Linked DNA regions of Homo sapiens: region 1 is linked to region 2. The links are chromatin loops, found by intact Hi-C in ENCODE. Cell type or tissue: ovary. All regions are shown on one strand. Links, peaks and the distances in the headings refer to the core of each region. The heading gives the core; the rest is flanking DNA. Region 1 overlaps JUN-DT (JUN divergent transcript). Region 2 has its middle 12 kb from the start of LINC01358.

Evidence for each region. A loop is a pair of places that touch in the nucleus more often than their neighbours do. Peaks named below come from ENCODE experiments on the same cell type or tissue, not always from the same donor. Only the 100,000 strongest peaks of a DNase experiment are listed, where the experiment ranks them.
Region 1: it touches region 2 in a loop (3-fold over the local background); 16 of 110 quality-filtered maps call a loop at or near these places.

What each region holds. Positions count from the first base shown.
Region 1 is chr1:58,897,898-58,900,810 of GRCh38, reverse strand. It overlaps JUN-DT (JUN divergent transcript), which reads right to left. Exons shown (of 2, transcript NR_108106.1): 2 at 1,099-1,764. The region is part of intron 1 of LINC02777 (long intergenic non-protein coding RNA 2777); the gene reads left to right. Among named protein-coding and RNA genes, the nearest start is that of LINC02777, 4.8 kb to the left of the region's middle. RefSeq lists an enhancer at 1,340-1,634. In ovary, for the core only: a CTCF peak has its summit at 1,619; a DNase peak (open chromatin) is centred at 1,640; H3K27ac peaks cover 2,152 bases.
Region 2 is chr1:59,006,791-59,009,703 of GRCh38, reverse strand. No RefSeq gene overlaps it. Among named protein-coding and RNA genes, the nearest start is that of LINC01358, 12 kb to the left of the region's middle. RefSeq lists enhancers at 1,267-1,336, 1,377-1,426, 1,447-1,496, 1,767-1,876. In ovary, for the core only: no CTCF peak of the experiment used is centred there; a DNase peak (open chromatin) is centred at 1,513; H3K27ac peaks cover 2,500 bases.

The DNA of each region.
Region 1 (2,913 bases), core at 123-2,622, 110 kb after region 2:
ATTCTAATAAACTATTCAAAATTCTCCAATGGTCACATGTCAATTACTAAGCCAAAAAGTATGGAAGAAAAAGGGAAATATCTTTTTATGTTGGACCTAGTCTCCCATCACATGCCCACCCAGAACTCCCCAAATCTCCTTCTTACTCTGGGGTTTGGAAGAGGCTGAAATGTGGGTACTCAGGGCCCTGGAAGCTGGCAAGTATTTGGCAGTTCAGTTCAAAGAGGAAATCCGAGAGGGTAGGGGCCTCAGCGGGACCGAAGGGATGAGATGCACAGAGAGGGAGGGAGAAGGGCAGGAATCTTATTAGCAAAACTAGCTGCCTGCCAAGTAGGGCATGTGTCTGAATTTCTGAAGAAAAGAGAGGATAGTTGCTGTTAGTTTTAACTTCAGTCCTTCAAAACTTGGGTAAAAAGGCGAATTGTGCGTGTGTATAATACTCCACTCTCTATTTCCCAAATAAACTCTATCTGTATCTTCCATCTGAATCTTTCTTAACCTGACCCTTACTTATCCATACCTTGAGCTTTGTTGAAACCCTGTTCTAAGAACTCCTTCCTGATCTCTTCCGTTTGGGAATGAATCTCTACCTTCTTCTCTTACGTGCCCATGGTACTTTGTGTCCCCACTTTAAGACTGCTCACAGACTTACTTAATTATACGCCAGCCAACTTCCTTCATTCTTTTCCCCACTTACGTTCCTCTTTTTAAATAGCTTTATGGAGATATAATTGACATACAATAAACTGTGTGTATTTAAAGTGTACAATTAGATACGTGCAGACATGAGAAACTCTCAGTACCAGATAGTAAGCATGTCTACCACCCTAAAAGGTTCCTTGTGCTTCTCTGAATCCTTTCCTTCTGCCTCACTTCCCCAAACAACCATGGATCTGCTTTCTGTCACTGTAGATCAGCTTGCATTTTCTAGAGTTTTCTATAAATGGAATTATACAATATGTACTCTTCTTTCATTGGCTTCTTTCACTGTGCACAATTCTGTTGAGATTCATCCCTTCAACCTTCCCTCCTTATTGGATTGTGGACTTCGCCAGGCAGGAACGATGGCTCGCCCGGGGCATGGAGCTCAGTGATGGGCACAAAGCAAGACTCATGGAGGAGGATGTGTTTGGCAGCTCTGGATTTTGTGGGAGAATATATGTGGCTTTCAGGCTGGACTCGGTCACTTGTAGCTGCGTAGCCAGCAGTCAGTCAGTTACAATCGCAGCCTCAGCTTCCTCATCTGTAAATTGAGGGTGATGATAAACTCCCTTCTCTCTGGAGGGTTCTGTGAGACTTCACTGAGCCAGGAGATAAAGTGCTCTGTAAACTGTGAAAGGTCAGTCCTGGGCAAAGGATTAGGCCTGGATCAAGCCAGCAGCACACTGGGAATGCCCCAGATCCCAGGGCTAGTCAAAGTCAGCGTTGTCATCCAGGGAAGCCATGTGGATTTGAGATTCCTCATAGAAATAGCCAATAAGGACTATGCCTGGTGGACTTTAATCCTGGCCCAGTCGCCAGAATGTCAAGGTTTCTTTCCCCTTGACCCTCCCCCCTTCCTCTGCGTGGGCTGTATGTATTTATGAGGTCTCTCTCCCTCCAGAGAGCCACACGTGACCGGAGGATTCCTCCTCTGGCCTGGAGCCGGCTGATAAGGGCAGTCCATCTGCTGGGGGCTCCCAGGACCAGCAGAAACAGGAACCAAGCTGGTGGAAGGGAGCAGGGGAGACTGCCAGGCCTGGCTGCAGCTTCCTCTGGCTAGAACTGAGGAGAAGGGGGAGAAGGAGAAAAGGAAATATTTGTCGCATATTTAAAGTCAACTTGACCTATAAAATCACACCAAACTTGGGGAGGCTGCCTATCTCCTCTGATGGACTACATTTCTTATATGGTATTGCTTAATAAAGAGAAGTATGGTGAACTGGAAGAGCCCAGAGATGGAGATTCAAGGCCTAGCACAGTCACTAATTTCCTATGTGAGCTTGCAAAAGCTGGTTTCCGTCTCCGGGCTTTACTTAATTAGAACCATTAACTGAATACCTACTGTGTGTTAGCCACGACACTGCATTTTCCATATGCTTTTATAAATGTAACCTTCAAAGCTATCCTGAGAAGTGAATATTCTTCCTCTCATTTTACAGTTGATGAAGGTGAAGTAACATGTACAAAGTCACCTAGGAAATAGCCAAATTATGAACTTAGTGCTATCTGGCAACAGAATCCACATTATTATTATTATTATTTTTTGAGAACTTAAGGACAGCAATTCTCAAGGAATTAGCTTAATACTGAATTATTTGGCCGGGTGCAGTGGCTCACATCTATAATCCCATGACTTTGGGAGGCCGGGGCGGGTAGATCATCTGAGGTCAGGAGTTTGAGACCAGCCTGGCCAACATAGTGAATGAAACCCCATCTCTACTAAAAATACAAAAATTAGCATGGCGTGGTGGCGCTGGCCTGTATTCCCAGCTACCTGGGAGGCCGAGACACGAGAGCCGCTTGAACCTGGAAGGTGGAGTTTGCAGTAAGCTGAAATGGCACCACTGCACTCCAGCCTGGGCAACAAAGTGAGACTCTGTCTCAAAAAAAAAATTATAATAATACTAATAAATAATAATAATAGCAAATTATTTCTTGCTCATACTCTGTGGAAAGAAGGCTCTGTAACCAACTTAATATGGGGAATGCTGCATACAGCATATCCCTGTCTTGAAGACCCACAATTTCATTTTCATGTCTTAGAAGGTTCTGAAAAATCTTGGAGTAAAGAGATTTAACTCCTTCATTTAACCAAGGTCTTTGGGTTCAAGGCATGAATATATGGCCTCACAGGCAGCCACCAGTCCCAAGAATGAGTTCTGCTTGGCTGTGTCCTCACACATCCTCCCTCAAGAGTCCCTCATCATGGAG
Region 2 (2,913 bases), core at 235-2,734:
CATTTGTGTACAAAACATTTTCCTATCCCTTTTTTCTTATTATCCTCAGAAAAGTGCTATGAGTTAGAGGTTCCTAGTCCAATATGCAGATGAGAGAATTCTTTAGATTGGCAGTGACCCTCATTGGAAAGAGCACTGTGTCTGGGTTCAAGCCCTTGTGAGGTGTCAAGCCAGGGCTTCCCTTTCCTGGCCTTAATCTCTATACCATGTGGAGGTGGTCAGACAAGATAGCTTGTACCAACCCATCTACTCTGAAATTCTGTGAAAGAAGAGCAGAATTTTATAACTGTAAGCATATTCACCCTCCTTTGCAATGGCACAAAACAGCCCCAATTTAAAATAAACTATGAACCTTGGTGGGCAGGTTTAGAGCTTTAGTATCCATTTTGCTCTTCTGCCCCAGTTCTGCCCATGTCTCTGTAGGCCCAGAACACCTTGCCATGTCTCCTTAGCACAGGTTTTTAGAAGGAATGAATTCCTGACTGTGAAAACTTAAACTGGTCCTCTGAAGAAAGTGAGGCTCAGAGAGGTTCAGTACCTTGTCTGGGGACACACAGCTGGTGAATGACATAGTTCAATGCAAGCAGCATGCAGGACAGCAACAGTCTGTGTAGAGGTGTTCCAGGTAAGAGCATTTTCTCTGTGATTCCTCCTGGGGCTGTATGTCAGGTGAATTCAGATCTGTCCTTGAGGTTAGGCCCTTTTAGGTCAGATTCGAGAAGCAACCCTTGGCCTTTTGGAGGTCTGAGGCATCTGCTTTTAAAATATACAGAGGGCCCGATGGCATTACAAGGCAAGGCTGTGGATATATCCGAGCCAATGTGGACACATGTTTGGTTCTGAAGCCAAAGGTTTGCAATTGGCTGGAGTGGCCCAGTGGGTGGCGGTTTGTCTAGCTGATGGTCTGGCACCGTCATGAGTCACAGCCTCAGGAGACAGAACCATGTGCCTGGAGATAGCACTGCCTGGGCCACCCTGAGCCCTGGTCTGTAGTATCCTCTCCACCTCTCTACTTTGGTTTCCTCCTCGGAAAATGAGAAGACAATGCGAATTCCCAGAACTGTTCTGAAGCATAAGACCACCGACTTCACATCTCAGCTTGTCTCCTTGCTGTGTGATTTGGGGCATGGTATTTAATCATCTGAGCCTGGCTTCCTTCATCTGTCAAATGAGCATAACAATGATGTCTCCAAAAGGTTGTGGTTCAGATGAGATAAAATCCTAAGAGTAAGGAGCCTGGCACTTAGGAGAAAGGCAGCCATTTTTGTTAGACTATGAAAGAGTTTTAGGAAACAGAAAGAGCCGCTGCAGTCTACGGTGGAGGTGAAGGCAGCATCACTTCTGTGTTGTTGTTATTATCCTTGACAGATGGGCCTGGACGAGAGGTCTGAGGTGAGTTGGGGAAGGCATGAGTCATGTGAGGGCAGCCCCCGGAGCTCCCAGTGCAAGAGGCACTGCATTTTAAACTAGTTGTGGAATTCATTCCACTGCCTTTTTCAGCCCCAAAGACACTGGAAAAAAATAAAATAAAAAGCAAACCACAGCATTTTCAGGCCTCCCACTGGTTTTGCCTTTCTTCCCCCAACGTATTGTTTTTGGGAAGGGCTGTTTCAGCCACAGCGCTGTCAAGAAAACAAGGTGGTTTCCCTTGACCCTTGGCAACCAACACATGCTTTTTCCTACGCTTTGGTGCAGAAGCCCACAAGTGATTTTTAAAAATAATAAAATTCTTCTCTATAAATAAACCCTTATGCTTTCTGCTGTGGGTCTTGGATGGATGAGTTTCTTCTTCTTTCTGAACTCAGTAAGGGCTAAGTTCCCCTCCACAGAGGAACTGCACATTGTGAAGCAAGGGATATTTTGGTGAATCACCTGCCATTGCGTTTTCCACCAATGCAGGAATGGCAAAGTTCTGGAACTTTTACTTAAAGATCCACCATTCCTCAAGAAGACCTATAGCCTCCACGGAATACCCTATCCCCTCTTCCTCTAGAGATTTTACTACTGCTACCGTTACTGGTTTTCCAGAGTCTGACAAATTAAGCATTTATAAGAATTGACTCAGTGACCGCAGAGCAACAGAAAGAGGATGAGTTTTAGAGTCCAGAGACCTGGGTGTGAATTTTAACTTTGCTCCTGACTAACTGTGTAACTCTGGACAAAAGGCTTATATAATTTTGGGCAAGTTACTTAACATCTATGTTAAATGTATGCCTGCCTTGTTTTTGGGATTCCTGAAATGGATATAAATGGTCCATAACTCATGGAGCTGTGGTGAAAATTAAATGGAAAAAAAAATGCATTTGAAGCCCCAAGTACACAGTAGGTACTCAATAAATGGTAATTGGTATCGGGTAAGTTCTCAGCATGACTAGTTATGATCAAGAAAAAGAAGGCTCATGCAGCGCGGACTTGGAAGTGGGATTTGATGAAGGGACAACAATTTATAGGGATAGGGACAGAGCTAAGGAAACCAATGAGAGATGCTGAAGCACTCAGAGACTTGCAACACCAGGGAACCATTGCTACCCTGAATCTGCAAGGACAGGAAGAGGGTGAGATGTTGCTGAAGCCATGGAGGAGGGGCTGCTGGCAGGAACTACGGTTGCAGAGGAACCCGGCCACTGGCAGACCCTGGCACAGAAGCAGGGAAAGAGCTGGAGGAAATTCCCAACCTCTTTCTCCTCCCACCCTTTAATCTCTTGCCGATGCCTACCACTGGCTAAACCCAACTGGAAGATAGGAGGCAAAGGAGTCCCCCGAGGCAATCAGGGGCATTAACCTCTCTATGGCACAGTGCAGATGGCACAGTGCAGACCAGAGAACAGATCTGGTTGGGAAGGGGGTACAAATGGAGAATCACCAGGTCAGAGAGAATTTATTGTGATTCACATATTGGCTAGTATTAGTCCA